Regions from separate parts of the Homo sapiens genome. Here region 1 is linked to region 2. A link is a loop called in an ENCODE intact Hi-C map of the cell type or tissue named here. Cell type or tissue: MCF 10A. All regions are shown on one strand. Each heading gives the region's core, and the rest is flanking DNA. Links, peaks and the distances in the headings are about the cores only.

Region 1 (8,582 bases), core at 428-8,427, 110 kb before region 2:
CCCAAGGCAGGCAGATCACGAGGTCAGGAGTTCGAGACCAGCCTGACCAAGAGACTAGTCTGGCCAATATGGTGAAACCCCATCTCTACTAAAAATACAAAAATTAGCTGGGCGTGGTGGCAGGCACCTGTAATCCCAGCTACTCAGGAGGCTGAGGCAGAAGAATTGTTTGAACCCGGGAGGCGGAGATTGCAGTGAGCCAAGATTGCACCATTGCACTCCAGCCTGGGTGACAGAGCGAGACTCCGACTCAAAAAAATAAAAATAAAAATAAATAAATAAAAATCTGGCCAGGTGCGGTGGCTCACACCTGTAATCCCAGCACTTTGTGAGGCCAAGGCAGGCGGATCACAAGGTCAGGAGTTTGAGACCAACCTTACCAACATGGTGAAATGCTGTCTCTGCTAAAAATACAAAAATTAGCCGGGCATGGTGGTGCACGCCTGTAATCCCACCTACTCAGGAGGCTGAGGCAGGAGAATCACTTGAACCCAGGAGGTGGAGGTTGTAGTGAGACGAGATCGCACCACTGCACTCCAGCCTGGGTGACAGAGTGAGACTCTGTCTCAAAAAAAAAATTAAATAAAATAAAAAATAAAAATCCATTCATGTTATCACAAGAAATTTCAATTGTACATTTGTTAATGAAAGAAAAGACAATTTCAACTTCTGTAAATTTTTGAATTTAACATTTATTTTAGGATTTGTATTACCTCCTTGAGCTCAAGGGTATCAAGAATTTGAAGAGATCATTCTTTAAAAGTTCTGATTATTATTCCATGTAGCAAATACGCAAATATCAAGCATAAAACTTGATATTGGTCCAGGCACGGTGGCTCACGCCTATAATCCTAGCACTTTGGGAGGCCAAGGCAGGCAGATTACCTGAGGTTAGGAGTTCAAGACCAGCCTGGCTAACATGGTGAAACCCCGTCTCTACTAAAAATACAAAAAATTGGCCAGGCACGGTGGCTCATGCCTGTAATCCTAGCACTTTGGGAGGCCAAGGCGGGCAGATTACCTGAGGTTAGGAGTTCAAGACCAGTCTGACCAACATGGAGAAATCCTGTCTCTACCAAAAATACAAAATTAGCTGGGCGTGGTGGCACATGCCTGTAATCCCAGCTACTAGGGAGGCTGAGGCAGGAGAATCGCTTGAACCTGGGAAGTGGAGGTTGCAGTGAACTGAGATTGCACTATTGCACTCCAGCCTGGGCAACAAGAGTAAAACTCTGTCTCAAAAAAAAAAAAAAAATTTAGCCAGGTGCAGTGGCACACACCTGTAATCCCAGCTACTCGGGAGGCTAAGGCAGGAGAATCGCTTGAACTCCGGAGGCAGAAGTTGCAGTGAGCTGACATCGCGCCACTGCACTGCAGCCTGGGTGACAGAGCAAGACTCTGTCTCAAAAAAACAAAACAAAACAAAACAAAACCTGATATTAAACAGCTACCTTCACAGAAAAGCTAAAACTTGGCCAGGTACAGTGACTCATGACTATAATCCCAGCACTTTGGGAGACCAAGGAGGGAGGACCTGTTTGAACCCAGGAGTGCAAGACCAGCCTGGTCAACACAGCGAGATGTGAGACGCCATCTCTTTTTTTTTTTTTTTTTTGTTTGATACAGTCTTGCTCTGTCGCCCAGGCTGGAGGTCAGTGGTGCGATCTTGGCTCACTTCTACCTCCGCCTCCCGAGTTAAAGTGATTCTCCTGCCTCAGCCTCCTGAGTAGCTGGGACTATAAGCATGCGCCACCATGCCTGGCTAATTTTTGTATTTATTATTTATTTGTATTTATTTGTATTAATTTTTGTATTATATTAGCTCAATATTTAATGCTTTCCCTAATAATTTGATTTTTTTCCAAATCATAATTATACAATATGTAGAAAACATCAATTTTTTTCACCAAATCTGATAGGGATCCAAACTCCCCCCAGTTAACTTCAGTGAGAGATATAAATTGTATCATTTTCTATGTATGCCATGACAGGAAGAAGGTTGAGAAGTACCCATCTAGTAAACTATAATTTCCAATATCTACTTCAACCTTTTGGGTGTCCTCCAAGGGCAGTACCTTGTAAAACACAAGGAATAAATGTTTTGTGAGTGAATGAATGATTGAACAGATCTTCTAGAACTGTGAAAAGCAGCTCTGGGGTGATGAGTATCTCAGTCAACAAAACTGACAGCCTGAGTGTGGGGAAAACACCGTGTGCATTTCAGCTGTCTGCATGGATTGATTCCATTTGGCCTGCTGAATGGTGAGGTAAGGGCTCTGCAGAAGGTGTCAACGCTGAACTTGTCTGTGCTTGCGGAAGCTCAGAAATGATCCTGCCGCAACTCCAGCCTCCCCAGGCTGCCTGGCTGGGGGCTTTCTGTGACACTCATTCGCCTTGCTACAACCTCAACACTCATCTTCACCTTCTTTGTCCCCTAGCCCTAAATAAAAATATATTGTTTAGCATGTTCAGAATGCTTTCATCTGTTAAAGGAAAAAATTTCCTGGCCGGGCGCGGTGGCTCACGCCTGTAATCCCAGCACTTTGGGAGGCCGAGGTGGGCAGATCATCTGAGGTCAGGAGTTGGAGACCAGCCTGGCCAACATGGAGAAACTCTGCCTCTACTAAAAATATAAAAATTAGCCAGGTGTGGTGGCGTGTGCATGTAATTACTCCCAGCTACTCAGGAGGCTGAGGCAGGAGAATTGCTTGAATCCAGGAGGCGGAAGTTGCCGTGAGCTAAGATGGCGCCACTGTACTCCAGCCTGGGTGACAGGGTAAGACTCTGTCTCAAAAAAAAAAAAAGAAAAGAAAAAGAATAAGAAAAAGAAAAAAATTAGCCTGGGCAACATAGTGAGACCCTGTCTCTAAAAAAAAAATATATTTTTTTTTAATTAGCTGGGCACAGTGGCGCACACCTATAGTCCAGCTACTCAGGAGGCTGAGGTAGGAGGATTGCTGGATCCCAGGAGGTGGAGACTGCAGTGAGCTGTGTTTGCACCACTGCACTGCAGCCTGAACAACAAATCGAGACCCTGACAAAAAAAAAAAAAAGATAAAAGTATCTAATGATCCTTGTTAAAGCATGGTAAGGAAAAATATTCAGGACCCTTGAGATAGGTATAGTGACCACTGCAATGGAATCTTGTAGTTGAGGAGAGCGACTGGACTCTCAACCCAATATAGTGTGAAAGGAAAAGAAAATCCCGGGACCCCAGACTCACTATGCCAAAGGAAAAAGTTAAGCTTGGGAACTGAGTATGTAAAACATTGCACTTTTTTTGGTTCCTAAACAGGTAGCTGCAAGACAGAGGCCACATATCTCCCCAGGTGACCTCCCTCATCCTGACAATGTAAATTAACAGCTTATTTTCACAAGTAAGGGACAAAGATAAGACTGGGGATCATTCCCCCGACCCCCACCTCCGCCAACCTGGAGACAAACGCATATTTGACTTCTTCCTCTACTCTATGTTTAGGTTATTTAATGTAAAATGTGGATTTTCTGAATAATTTTATGAACAATTGACTGTCCTCTTTCCCCTCCTGCCCAATTTTCCCGTTTAAATACTGAAGTTCTCAAAATCCTCTTGGGAAAGAGCGCAGGCCACAGATACCACTGTAGCTTGTGTCTTTCCCAGACACATCCTCAACCTTGGCAAAATAAACTTGTCTGAGACCTGTCTCAGACATTATTTGGTTTACAACGGCATGGCAAGTGGGAATTTATAGCCAAAAAGCCAGGTGGGGTGCTAAAGTTTGGCCAAGCAAAGAATCTTTGTGGCCTGGCACGGTGGCTCACGCCTGTAGTCTGAGCACTTTGGGAGGCTGAGGCGGGTGGATCACTTGAGGTCAGGAGCTCGAGACCAGCCTGGCCAACATGGTGAAACACTGTCTCTACTAAAAATACAAAAATTAGCTGGGCATGGCGGTAGGCGCCTGTAATCCCAGCTACTCCGGAGGCTGAGGCAGGAGAATTGCTTGAACCTGGGAGGTGGAGGTTGCAGCGAGCTGAGGTCACACCACTGCACTCCAGCCTGGCCAACAGATCGAGACTCTAACTCAAAAAAAAAAAAAAAATCTTTGTGACATTAAAGCTTGTCAAAATCCCCAGTATTCTATTCACTTTGCCTATAAAGTTACACACTTATCAGCTGGGCACGGTGGCTCAAGCCTGTAATCCCAGCACTTTGGGAGGCCGAGTTGGGCCAATCCTTTGAGGTCAGGAGTTTGAGACCAGCATGGCCAACATGGTGAAACCCTGCCTCTACTAAAAATACAAAAAATTAGCTGGGTGTGGTGGTGCATGCCTGTAGTCCCAGCTATTTGGGGGGCTGAGGCAGGAGAATTGCTTGAACCTAGGAGGTGGAAGTTGCAGTGAGCCAACATTTCGCCACTGCACTCTAGCTGGGTGACAGGGTGAGACTCCCTCTCAAAAAAAAAAAAAAAAAAAAGCCAGGCACAGTGGCTCACGCCTGTAATCCCAGCACTTTGAAGGCCAAGGCGGGTGGATCATTTAAGGTCAGGAGTTCGAGACCAGTCTGGCCAACATGGTGAAACCCCCATCAATACTAAAAATAGAAAAATTAGCCCAGTGGGGTGGTGTGCACCTGTAATCCCAGCACTTTGGGAGGCCAAGACAGGCAGATCTCTTGAGGCCAGGAGTTTGAGACCATCCTGGTCAACATGGCGAAACCCGTCTTTACTTAAAAAAAAAAAAAAAAAAAATTAGCTGGGCGTGGTGGTACATGCCTGTAATCCCAGCTACTGGAGAGGCTGAGGCACAAGAATGGCTTGAACCAGGGAGGCAGACGTTGCAGTGAGCCGAGATGGTGCCACTGCACTCCAGCCTGGGCAACAGAGTGAGGCTCCATCTCAAAAAATAATAAAATAAAATAAAATATAAAATAAAATAAAATAAGCCTCCTATGGGCAGGAGAGAGGAAGGGGAGAGCATGAATTTATCTCAGAGACCCACCCAGTGAGGCTGAATGTTATGCAGTTTCAGAATCAAGCCAGGAGAGGGCACAGAAAACTTCTACTTGATGATCTAACAAAGGAAAAAAGATAATTCAGGAAATGGACAGAGTTCTCCTTCAATTAGTCAGGTGACACAGTTTATGTCACCTCCTAAATCACTGGAAAAAAATTTAGTCAATGTAATTTCATCCTGAAATCTCAACAGTTTTATTATACAATGGGTATCATAATGTCATCTGTGTACCATTTAATTTTTTTTTTTTTTGAGACGGAGTATCACTCTGTCACTCAGGCTGGAGTGCAGTGGTGCAATCTCAGCTCACTGCAACCTCTGCCTCCCAGGTTCAAGCGATTCTCCTGCCTCAGCCTCCTGAGTAGCTGGGATTACAGGCATCCGCGATCATGCCTGGCTAATTTTTGTATTTTTAGTAGAGACGGGGTTTCACATGTTGGTCAGGTTGGTCTCGAACTGCTGACCTCGTGATCCACCCGCCTCGACCTCCCAAAGTGCTGAGATTACAGGCATGAGCCACCGCCCCCGGCCCTCATTTAATTTTTTATTGAAGAAAATATTCAGATTTCTTTCAAGCCCCAGCCAGTCACCTATGCATTCTTTTAGATGGCATTTCGCTTTGCCCAAGGAGGTCAGCTGCTTCTGAGTAGTCCTTCTTCCTCTGCAAAGTAGGGACTATAACCTTTCCTGACTTTCCAGTGATGATGTTCACCATCAACCTGGTCCTTAGAGAGGAAGGAAGCATTAGACAAATGCAAGAGCTAATTATTAATTATGAACTATATGCTCTGGGTACATAGATCTGACTCAAGTTATTAGTAAGAATGAATACTTGATAATTGATGATTAACAGGACTGTAGCTTAAAACCAAGGTTCTAAAGTGCACAAAGGTCAAGGACATGTAGAAAAATGCTGTTTAGACAAATCCAAATATAAGCCAACTTGTGCTAGGCAATTAAACCCAGAAAAACATTATTAAGCACTTTTGGAAGGTAAGAATTAATGCTTGAAGTGCAGATATAGACATCTCATACAAATAAAGCATGTATGATACATTTCCTATAGTATAACATAAATGGTTTGATAAAGTATTTGTTCTCTTCTTTTTTTTTTAGAGACTGGGTCTCTAAAAAAAAAAAAAAAAAAAGCTCAATGATCAATCATTTCGTTACTCATGCTTATGTAATGAAACCTTCATCAAATCTTGATAGAATGGGGTTCAAGGAGCTTCCAGGTTGGTGAACATACGGAGCTGCGGGGAGGGTGGCGTGCCTGAGGAGGGCATGGAAGCTCCAGATCCCTTCCCATGTTCCTTGCCCTATGCAGCTCTTCCACTGGCTGTTCCTGTTATATTCTTTCATAATAAATGGCAATCTGGTTAGTAGACCGTTCTGAGTTCTGTGAGCTGTCCTAGCAGATGATCAAACCCAGAGAGGAGGGAATGGTGGGAACTTCTAATTTATAGCGAGTCTGCAAGAAGTACAGGTGACAACCTGGGACTGGCACCCAGTGTCTGAAGTGGGGGCAGTCTTAAGGGACTAAGCCTGTAACCTGGGGAATCTGATGCTATTTCCAGGTAGATAGTGTCAGGATTGAGATAAATCATAGGACACTGCTAAAGTTTGGATGTTTATTCCCTACAAATCTCATGCTGAGCGTTTATCCCCTAATGGCAGGGTGTGGGTCATGCGGGTAGATCCCTCATGAATAACCAATGCCTTGTTGCGGGGAAGGGGTCAGTGAGTTCTCACTCTTTTCCCTCCCACAAGAGCTGATTGCTAAAAATAGCCTGGCGCCTCCCCTGTCTCTCTCTCTCTTGCTGCGAGATCTCTGCACACACTGGCTCCATTTCACCATTTGCCATGAGTGGAAGCAGCCTGAAGCTTTCACCAGCTTCTCCATCTTCCAGCCAGCAGAATTGTTAGCCAAGTTAACTTCATTTTGTTGTTGTTTGTTCGTTTTTTGTTTGTTTGGTTTTTTTTTGGGATGGAGTCTCACTCTGTCCCCAGGCTGGAGTGCAGAGGCACGATCTCAGCTCACTGCAACCTCTGCCTCCGGGTTCAGGCAATTCTCCTGCCTCAGCCTCCCGAGTAGCTGGGATTACAGGTGCCCACCACCACACCCAGCTAATATTTTTGTATTTTTAGTAGAGATGGGGTTTCACCATATTGGCCAGGCTGGTCTCAAACTCCTGATGTCAGGTGATCCACCTGCCTTAGCCTCCCAAAGTGCTGGGACCATAGGCATGAGCCACCGCGCCAAGCCCTTAACTTCATTTTTTGATAAATTACCCAGCCTCAGGCATTCCATTATAGCAAGAGACTGACAGACACCCTCCTAAGGTCTGCAGAGAATTGTAGAATTTTTTGGTGTGAACCCCCACGCCCCACCACCACCACATTAGGAGCCAGTGGAGAAGGAAATGGAATCTTCCCTTTCGATCAAATAAGCCCCTTTTCTCTTGGAATTGCCCTTTGATTTTTCTCAGTGTTAGTCTTTCTTTTAAAATCTTTAATATTTTCCTGATTACACCTAATACATATGTATTGTACAAAGTATAAGTTGACCATAGTCTGCTCCTACTCCTGCTCAAGGTTGTTTGTTTGTTTTGTTTTGTTTTGTTTTGTTTGAGATGGAGTCTTGCTGTGTTGCCCTGCCTGGAGGGCAGTGGTGCAATCTTGGCTCACTGCAACCCTCCGCCTCCTGGATTCAAGCAATTCTTCTGCCTCAGCCTTCTGAGTAATTGGGATTACAGGTGCCCACCACCACAGCCAGCTAATTTTTGTATTTTTAGTAGAGAAGGGGTTTTGCCATGTTGGCCAGGCTGGTCTCGAACTCCTGGCCTCAAGTGATCTGCCCACCTCAGCATCCAAAAGTGCTGGGAAAAAAGTGTGGGGATTACAGGCACCTGGCCTCAAGGTTGTACTTTAATTCATATGAGACTTTGGAAAAAGTACAGGTTTCTCCTGTACAAATTGTTGGCAATGTGTCCTTTTTTCACCTTAAAATGCCTGGAAATCTTTCAGATAAGCTTTTTAAAAAAGCTTTTTTTTAGGTGTAATTTACATACCACAAAATTCACCCATTTTTAAGTGTACAAGTTAATGATTTTTCGTCCCCTTGTGCAACCATCACAACTCAGTTTTAGAACATTTCTATCACCCCCAAAAGTTCCTTCATGCCTATCAAAGCTTTTTAAAGGGTGCGTTTTTGTGGATAATTACAATCATGAGTAACAAGTCCCAGAAATGTCCATTTTGCCTGGCTTCCTTTTGCTGCCGGCAGGCAAAAAGAAAATTGCAAAAGCCCATCAACAAATGTTGGAAGAAAACACCATAAGCTGATCAACAGCTGTCTGCTAAAAATAGTTTATTCATGCTCTCCAGCTTTTAGTGAATGTCAGCCAAGTGCCAGGCATTGGTTAAGTCTGTTAGGGATATCAAGACAGGATAATAGCTTCCCCTGGAAGTAATTGGATATGAGTTCAATAGTATACAACCTCACTTAAAACAGTTTCCATATTCAATGGTTTGGGGTGGTAAAAGTGTGCCAGGTGGGTGTGATATTTGGACTTCCACTTCCAGAACTG
Region 2 (8,582 bases), core at 377-8,376:
TCAGCCTCCCAAGTAGCTGGGATTACAGGTGCGCACCACCACACCTGGCTAATTTTTTGTATATTTAGCAGAGACAGGGTTTCACCATGTTGGCCAGGCTGGTCTTGAACTCCTGACCTCAGGTGATCCACCCACCTCAGCCTCTCAGAGTGCTGGGATTATAGGTGTGAGCCGCTGTGCCTGGCCAACATTTTTCATATAGAGCAACTAGCCTCATTGTTTTTGAATTGCAAGATCTCTGATTGGTTCTTATGCGGGGGTGATTTCTGGGCTTTCTTGCTCTATAATTCACTATAATTTGATTGCCATTGAGAATGAAATATTTTCTAGGCTATGGTGCAGTGGAACCTCAGGTGAAGGATTTTAAAATTAGGGGAGTAGGCTTGACGCAGTGGCTCATGCCTGTAATCCCAGGATTTTAGGAGGCCAAGGCAGGAGGATCACTTGAGCCCAGGAGTTTGAGACCAGCCTGGGCAATATAGTGAGACCCCATCTCTATTATTTTATTATTGTTATTATTATTTTATACTTTAATTTCTAGGGTACATGTGCACAATGTGCAGGTTTGTTACATAGGTGTGCAGGTTTGTTACATAGGTGTACATGTGCCATGTTGGTTTGCTGCACCCATTAACTCGTCATTTACATTAGGTATTTCTCCTAATGCTATGCCTCCCCCTGCCCCCCACCTCACGATGGGCCCCAGTGTGTGATGTTCCCCGCCCCGTGTCCAAGTGTTCTCATTGTTCAGTTCCCACCTATGAAGGAGAACATGCAGTGTTTGGTTTTCTGTCCTTGTGATAGTTTGCTCAGAATGATGGTTTCCAGCTGCATCCATATCCCTGCAAAGGACATGAACTCATCCTTTTTGATGGCTGCATAGTATTCCATGGTGTATATGTGCCACATTTTCTTAATCCAGTCTATCATTGATGGACATTTGGGTTGGTTCCAAGTATTTGCTATTGTGAATAGTGCCACAATAAACATATGTGTGCATGTGTCTTTACCACATCTCTATTATTAAAATAAATAAATAGGAGAGTGGGCCGGGTATGATGATAAGGTGGGAGGATCGCTTGAGCCCAGGAGTTCAAGACTGGCCTGGGCAATATAGTGAGACTCCATCTCTATTATTATATTACATAAATATATTAATCTAGGAGAGTAGGCTGGGCATGGTGGTGTGCGCCTATAGTCCCAGCTACATGGAAGGCTGAGGTGGAAGGATTGCTTGAGCCCAGGAGTTCGAGACTGTAGTGCACTATGATTGTGCCTGTGATGAGCCACTGCACTCCAGCTTGGGCAACATAGTGAGCCCCCATCTCAAAAAAAAAAAACAACAAAAATAAAATTAGCAGTGTACATCGGAAGCATTGCAGTTCCCTGGGGCTGGTGAAGCGGCAGGCACCCAGCAGCTGAAGCCTCTGTTGACATCTCATGTTGTCTAGGAGGGAAGCAACTGGGACATTCCTGATGTGGTCCCCTAAATCCTGCAGAGCCCCATCGCTGAAGCCCTGGGGATAGCCCATGGCCCCTGCTGCTCTGCCCTGCTCAGTTTTTTGTTTTGTTTTGTTTTTTTAATTTTATTTTTAGAGACAGGGTCTCGCTCTGTCACCCAGGCTCGGATGAGCACTTCTGGGGTGGTGGCAGCTGATGTCCTGACTGCTTTATCTCCAGGTGGGATGAAGCAGAAGGAGCTCCAGAAGTAGCTACCCCTGTGTGTGAGCACACCTGGCCAAGACTCTGCAGTACAGTAGTAGGACGCTGGCCAGAGCTAGGGTGTGCAGGAAGTGCCCCTGTCTCCCTGGGCTCCGGTCTCCCTGCCTATAAAATGAGGGTTGTGGCTAAGTGATTATTTTTCTGATTTTCATTACATTCAGTAGTCAGTTTCATTCACTGATAACTTCTCCCTCTCCCTCTCCTTAACTCCAACTCCCTTCACACACCCTTCTGCACAGGGCAGGACATTCTTACTGAATGGGAGGCCCCAGGAAACTCTGCTTCCTAACCAAATGGTTTCTAAGGGCTCTTCTGCTCTTCGATAATGAAATTCCTCAGCCCTGGCCAGCACCCAGCCTTGTCTTAGATCGCAGAGGAGAGTCTCTGCAGAAGTGCTGCTGGCAGTAGTGATTTATTCCTTGGATCACATGAAAATGGGGTGTTATTAGCTGGGCGCGGTGGCTCACGCCTGTAACCCCAGCACTTTGGGAGGCCGAGGCAGGTAGGTCATGAGGTCAGGAGTTCAAGACCATCCTGGCCAAGATGGTGAAAACCTGTCTCTACTAAAAATACAAAACAATTAGCCATGTTGGTGGTGGACGCCTGTAATCCCAGCTACTCAGGAGGCTGAGGCAGGAGAATCGCTCGAACCCAGGAGGCGGAGGTTGCAGTGAGCCGAGATCATGCCATTGCAATCCAGCCTGGGCAACAAGAGTGAAACTCTGTCTCAAAAAAAAAAAAAAAAGGGGGTGGGGGTATGTTATTAGCTGGGTGCGGTGGCTCACTCCTGTAATCCCAGCACTTGGTGAGGCCGAGGTAGGTGGATCACCTGAGGTCAGGAGTTTGAGACCAGCCTGACCAATATGGTGAAACCCCATCTCTACTAAAAATACAAAAAATTAGCTGGGCATGGTGGCAGGTGCCTGTAATCCCAACTACTCGAGAGGCTGAGGCAGGAGAATCGGCTGAACCTGGGAGGCGGAGGTTGCAGTGAGCCAAGATCGTGCCATTGCATTCCAGCCTGGGCAACAAGAGCACAACTCCATCTCAAAAAAAGAAAAAAGAAAAAAAAAAGGTATTATTAGTCTTAGGAAGCTTGGCTAAGACTTAAAATACCCCAGCTGGCCGGGCACGGTGGCTCACGCCTGTAATCCCAGCACTTTGGGAGGCCAAGACAGGTGGATCACGAGGTCAGGAGATCGTGACCATCCTGGCTAACACGGTGAAACCCAGTCTCTACTAAAAATACAAAAAAAATTAGCTGGACGTGGTGGCGGGCGCCTGTAGTCCCAGCTGCTTGGGAGGCTGAGGCAGGAGAATGGTGTGAACCCGGGAGGCGGAGCTTGCAGTGAGCCGAGATTGCGCCACTGCACTCCAGCCTGGGGAACACAGCGAGAATCCCTCTCAAAAAAGAAAAGAAAAAAGACCCCAGCCTGCCTGCCTCACTTGTTTGTTTATTTTCTGCTCCCTGTGTCTTTCTGAGGGGATGGATGTCGAGCACTGGCCCTTCCCTTACATTCACAAGAGGCTGCGCCTGAAGCTGCAGCAAACTGCTGATGCAAGCTCGGGGGGGTAGTCGTTATGGTGGCCTCCCTGAAGGGACATTCAGTAGTTGCAACCACATGGCCCTTCTCCAGCTGTCACTGATACGGACGGGTCGCCCAAAGGTAAATGACAGCAGGTAGCTTGAGCTCCACCTTTCCCCTGGGGATCTGCCTTGTAAGGGAGGAATGTCTGTGAGACCAGAGGGGCAGTTTGCCCAACCAGTGACCATGCTGTGAGTAGAATTCCCAGACGCAAGGTGGGCAGTGGCATGTCACTTTCCATGGGACGCGTCCTCACCCACCTTGTACCTACAGCATCGCCATGTGAGGGGCAGCCTCCAGGACTCAGTGGACCAAGAGGGCCCCTGCAGTGCAGTCTGGCTCGGAGGTTGAGATGAGCTTATTTAGCTGTGGCCATCGTGGATGTAATCCTTAAAGAGGTGATTGGAGGTGAGGTGGGTGGTAATCCACCCATTCTTCAGGTGGGTTTTTTTTTTCTTTTTTTGAGATGTAGCCTTGCTCTGTTGCCCAGACTGGAGTGCAGTGGCACAATCTCAGCTCACTGTAACCTCCGCCTCCCAGGTTCAAGCAATTCTTTTGCCTCAGCCTCCCAAGTAGCTGGGATTACAGGCATGTGCACCACCACGCCCAGCTAATTTTTGTATTTTTAGTAGAGATGGGGTTTCATCATATTGGTTAGGCTGGTCTCGAACTCCTGACCTCAAGTGATCTCTCCACCTTGACCTCCCAAAGTGCTGGGATTACAGGCATAAGCCACCGTGCCCAGCCTTTTTTTTTTTTTTTTTTTTCGAGGCAGGGTCTCACTCTGTTGCCCAGGCTGGAGTACAGAGGTGTGATCATGGCACATTGCAGCCTCCAGCTCCTGGGCTCAAGCAATCCTCCTGCCTTAGCCTTCCGAGTAACTGGGACTATAGGTATGCACCACCACGCCCAGCTAACTTTAAAAAAAAAAAAAGTTGCTAGAAACAGGGTCTTGCTATATTGCCCAGCTGGTCTCAAACTTCTGGCTTCAAGCAATACTCCCGCTGACTCAGCCTCCCAAAGTGCTGGAATTACAGGCGTGAGCCACAGCGCCCAGCCCTCAGGTGGGGTCTATTCTGTTTTTGGATTTCCACCTCCTAGACCTGTCCTGCTGAGGCTCTTCCAAACACTCTTGTGTAAATAACGTTTGGTCTCCATGGAGCCCACAGGGAGGCTGCTGTTACCTGGCGGCCTTCTCCCTGGGCATCACAGGAGAGTCGAACCTGCCAGGCCAGGCCGGGCCGGGCAAGGTTTCTTAGGTATCCTTAGGTCTGTGTCTGCGGTGGCTGAGCAGGGATGGGGCAGGCACAGCGGTGGAGCCCCACAGTGGCCAGGCAGTTAAACAGGCACGCTTACAGCCATCTGTCCAGCCTCTCCTGTTGTTGGAGCAGGCGTTTTTATCCTGCTCTGTAAATAGGGAAGTGTGACCCCTGCTCCCCTAGTATAACTTGCGAGTTGACAGCAGAGTTAGAATCCAGATCGCCCCTCTTTTGGGCTGGGCAGGGTTGCAGCCTCTTTTTGACCTTGTCTGACGAGGGAGAAAGGAAGGACGTCACTTGGAACTGTCTTATGTTCATTTGGCTGTTTATCGTCTTTCACAGCCACCTTTGAGTTAATTATTAGAGACCAATCTGGAAGGATTTCTTCGTATCAACCATAGTACTAGAAATTGTTTTGTGGGTGTATGAAGATCAGAGAGAGACGGGACAGAGAAGGCCGGGCTGTGGCAGCTCAGAGCAGAGAGTGGGACTCACCCTGATTAAAATTCTCTGAGTCAGGCATTTCTTGGCTTGTTGGAGTGTACCACCCACACTTCCCCGAAGCAGTCTTGTGACGCCCAGCCTTCCCAGAGCGCCTGGGAGCCCTGTGCTCCTGGCTTTGGGAGAGTCTGGGATGAGCTGAGCTAGCTTTTCCCGGCCCTGGTGCCTGAGCACAACCGAAAAATCAGCAGCAGGGACAGGAGAGCAGCTGAGCAGGTCTAGAGCGTGGTCTGGGAACATGCCTTTGAGACAGAGGCCTCAGAGTCCGTGGACCTTAGGGAACCACCATGTTTAAAAATTTACCTTAAATCTGAATCTCTCTCTTCATTCTCAGCTGACCTTGCTTACTTTTGAATTTTCTTCTGATGACAACTTTTTCATCCTCCCACCATGGAGCATACTGGCCCACCTGCTTGTGGACTCTCCTTTGTGGCCAGAGGGGTCCCATCCTGTCTTTCCTGGGCAAGGACTTTATTTCTTTACTCTACCCTGTTTTTCCTGCCACTCTTTTGGCAAAACCGGTCAAAGGGATTTTCTGTATTTACTGTCTCTTCCTCCACTCCCTCCGTCCCTCCCTCCCTCCCTTCCTCCCTTCCTTTCTTCCTCTTCCTCTCTGTTCTTCCACTTCCCTCACCCCCTCTTCTGACCCAAAATAGGCAGAATGGCATACCGAAGCCCCATGTTCAGCTCGTATCATCACCGGACAGTCTATACCACCAGCCCTCTATTATTTTGAAACAGATTTCCAGACATCCATAAATATTTCAGTACGTATTGTTAAAAAATGAGGATTCTTTTCTCACATGACCCAATATTACAAAAAATTCACAATAACTTTTCCTCAATATCATCAAATATTTGCTGTTTCAAGTTCCAGCTGCCTCATCACTGTCATGTTTAAATGCCTCATTTGCTGATGCGGGATCCACACAAGCTCCTGCCCTCCGTGATGAGTGCCCATCAGGCTGCTGCCCCCGCCCCTGCGCCCATGTGCTTTCCTCATGGTCCCAGCACCTCCCTTTTAGGCCCCTGCTGCCATGACCCTGGCGACTGACCACACCTGCCCTTGGGAAACTTTCCTCACTGGGCTTCTGGAGCACATACTGCCCACGTTTTCTGCCCACCTCGCTGGCTGTGCCTTCGTGGTCTAAGACAGTGATCCTCAGCCCGGGCCAGGCATCAGGATTACCTGGAGTGTTACAGTGCTGCTTCTTGTGCCCTGACTCCAGAGTTTCTGATGTCATTGGTCTGGAAAGGGGCCCGGGCATTGTTGGGCTGCGTGGGTGAGGACCCCTGGTCTAACGCAGCCCTGGCGGCTCAGTACTCAGACGCTCCTCCTGCTGCACACTCACGGCTTTCAGTGGCTGGCGGCACCCCCCCTGCCCCTGAACCTCAGATCCATTTCCACAGCTGTGTCCTTGATGTCTCCACGTAGATATCTTTTTTTTTTTTTTTTTTTTTTTTTTTGAGATGGGGTCTCACTCTATCACCTAGTTGGAGTGCAGTGGTGCAATCTTGGCTCACTGCAACCTCTACCTCCCAGACTCAAGCGATTCTCCTACTTCAGCCTCCTGAGTAGCTGGGACTACAAGTGTATCGTGCCATCATGTCCGACTAATTTTTTGTATTTTTGCTGAGGTAGGGTTTTGCCATGTTGCCCAGGCTTGTCTCCAACTCCTGAGCTCAGACGATCCACTCACCTCGGCCTCCCAAAGCGCTGGGATTATAGGCGTGAGCCACTGTGCCCGGCCTCCACATAGATGTCGGATAGGTGTTCTGAACTTATGCCAGAGCTGAACTCCACCTGATCCAGAAACGGCTGCCGTCCACCTGCTCAGACCATACCTCAGAACTGTTGCTGGCTCCTCCTTTTCCCTCATGCCCCACATTTAATCCATCGCTAAATCTCTGCGGCTCTGCCTTCAGACCCTGCATCTGACCCCTTCTCCTGTCCTCTACACTGTAGCCAGCTCCCAGCCCCCATTTTCCCATTGTCGGGGCTGCTAGCCTCCTAACCAGCCTCTGCCTCCACCCTGGCCTTTCACAGTCTGTCTACTCACCATACAGAAACTATGGCAAGGCCGGATCTGGTGGCTCACGCCTGTAATCCCAGCACTTTGGGAGGCCGAGGTGGGTGGATTGCTTGACCCAGGAGTTCAAGACCAATCTGGGCAACATGATGAGACCCCATCTCTACAAAACAGAAAAACTAGCCTGCTGTGGTGTCGCACACCTGCAGTCCCAGCTACTCGGGAGGTTGAAGTGGGAGGATCGATTGAGGCAGAGGCTGCAGTGAGCCAAGATCGCGCCATTGCACTCCAGCCTGGGTGACAGAGCAAGACCCTGTCTCAAAAAACAAGCAAGAAGCTATAGCAGCTTTGTAATAGTGACATCGAGTTATGTACTTTCCTGTTCTCACCTGCCAACAGCTTCCCATCAAACTGGTAATGAAACGCAAAGCCCCTCGCACGGCCTGTGTGGCTGTGCATGATCCGGCCCTCAGCTGCCTTCTTGACCTCATCTCATGCTGCTCACCCCTCACTCCCTGAGCTCCAGCCACACCAGGCTCCTCACTGTTGCCCCTGCTGTTCCTCTAACCGGAATACTTTCCCCCCGGATGCCACAATAGCCATTTCCTCAGGGAGATCTTCTTGGCTCCTTATTTGTTTGTTTGTTTTTATTATTATTTTTTGAGTTGGAGTTTTGCTCTTGTTGCCCAGGCTGGAGTGCAGTGGCACGATCTCGGCTCACTGCAACCTCTGCCTCCCAGGTTCAAATGATTCTCCTGCCTCAGCCTCCCGAGTAGCTGGGATTACAGGTGTGCGCCACCATGCCTGGCTAATTTTTTGTATTTTAAATAGAGACGGGGTTTCACCACGTTGGTCAGGCTGGTCTCGAACTCCTAACCTCAGGTGATCCACCTGCCTCAGCCTCCCAAAGTGCTGGCATTACAGGCGTGAGCCACTGTGCCCGGCTTTTGTATTTATTTTTTTCCCTCTGGGGGCTCCGTATTTATAACAGATTTCCACACCCTGCTTCATTTTTTTCATAGCACTTACTACTCCCTGATGCCGTATTATACATTTGCACTAATTTATCTCTGCCACCGTGTCTGATATGTACATAGCAGGTGCTCAGTAACTGTGTGTTGAAATATGTGACCCTTCACGGCTTGAGCCTTCCCTTCTGGCCACTGCTGAACTGAGCTTTGAGCAAGAGGCAGCTCCTCAGCCGAGCCTATCACAAGTGTGCATTCCTTGCCACCTCTGCTGCAGGCTCCAGACCGAGGGCCAGCATGCTTCTTCTGTAAAGAGCCAGGTGCTAAATAGTTCAGGCTGTACAGGCCATGCGGTCTCTGAGACAAACTCCGTCTCAAAAAAAAAAAAGAGTGCTTAAAGTGTAGGCTTTGGGCTGGGCACCATGGCTTATACCTGTAATCCCTAGAATTTGAGAGGCTAAGGCAGGAGGATCACTTGAGCTCAGGAGTTTAAGACCAGCCTAGACAACATAGCAA

Evidence for each region. Peaks named below come from ENCODE experiments on the same cell type or tissue, not always from the same donor. Only the 100,000 strongest peaks of a DNase experiment are listed, where the experiment ranks them.
Region 1: a loop joins it to region 2, with 8 times the contacts of the local background. A loop is called at or near these places in 7 of 110 quality-filtered maps.

Annotation. Positions count from the first base shown.
Region 1 is chr1:15,590,268-15,598,849 of GRCh38, forward strand. LOC124903854 (a long non-coding RNA gene) reads right to left here. Exons shown (of 3, transcript XR_007065483.1): 2 at 5,583-5,717. Among named protein-coding and RNA genes, the nearest start is that of AGMAT, 9.5 kb to the left of the region's middle. In MCF 10A, for the core only: a CTCF peak has its summit at 5,017 (motif pointing right); a DNase peak (open chromatin) is centred at 5,014.
Region 2 is chr1:15,698,663-15,707,244 of GRCh38, forward strand. The region is part of intron 1 of PLEKHM2 (pleckstrin homology and RUN domain containing M2); the gene reads left to right. Among named protein-coding and RNA genes, the nearest start is that of PLEKHM2, 19 kb to the left of the region's middle. In MCF 10A, for the core only: no CTCF peak of the experiment used is centred there; a DNase peak (open chromatin) is centred at 5,129.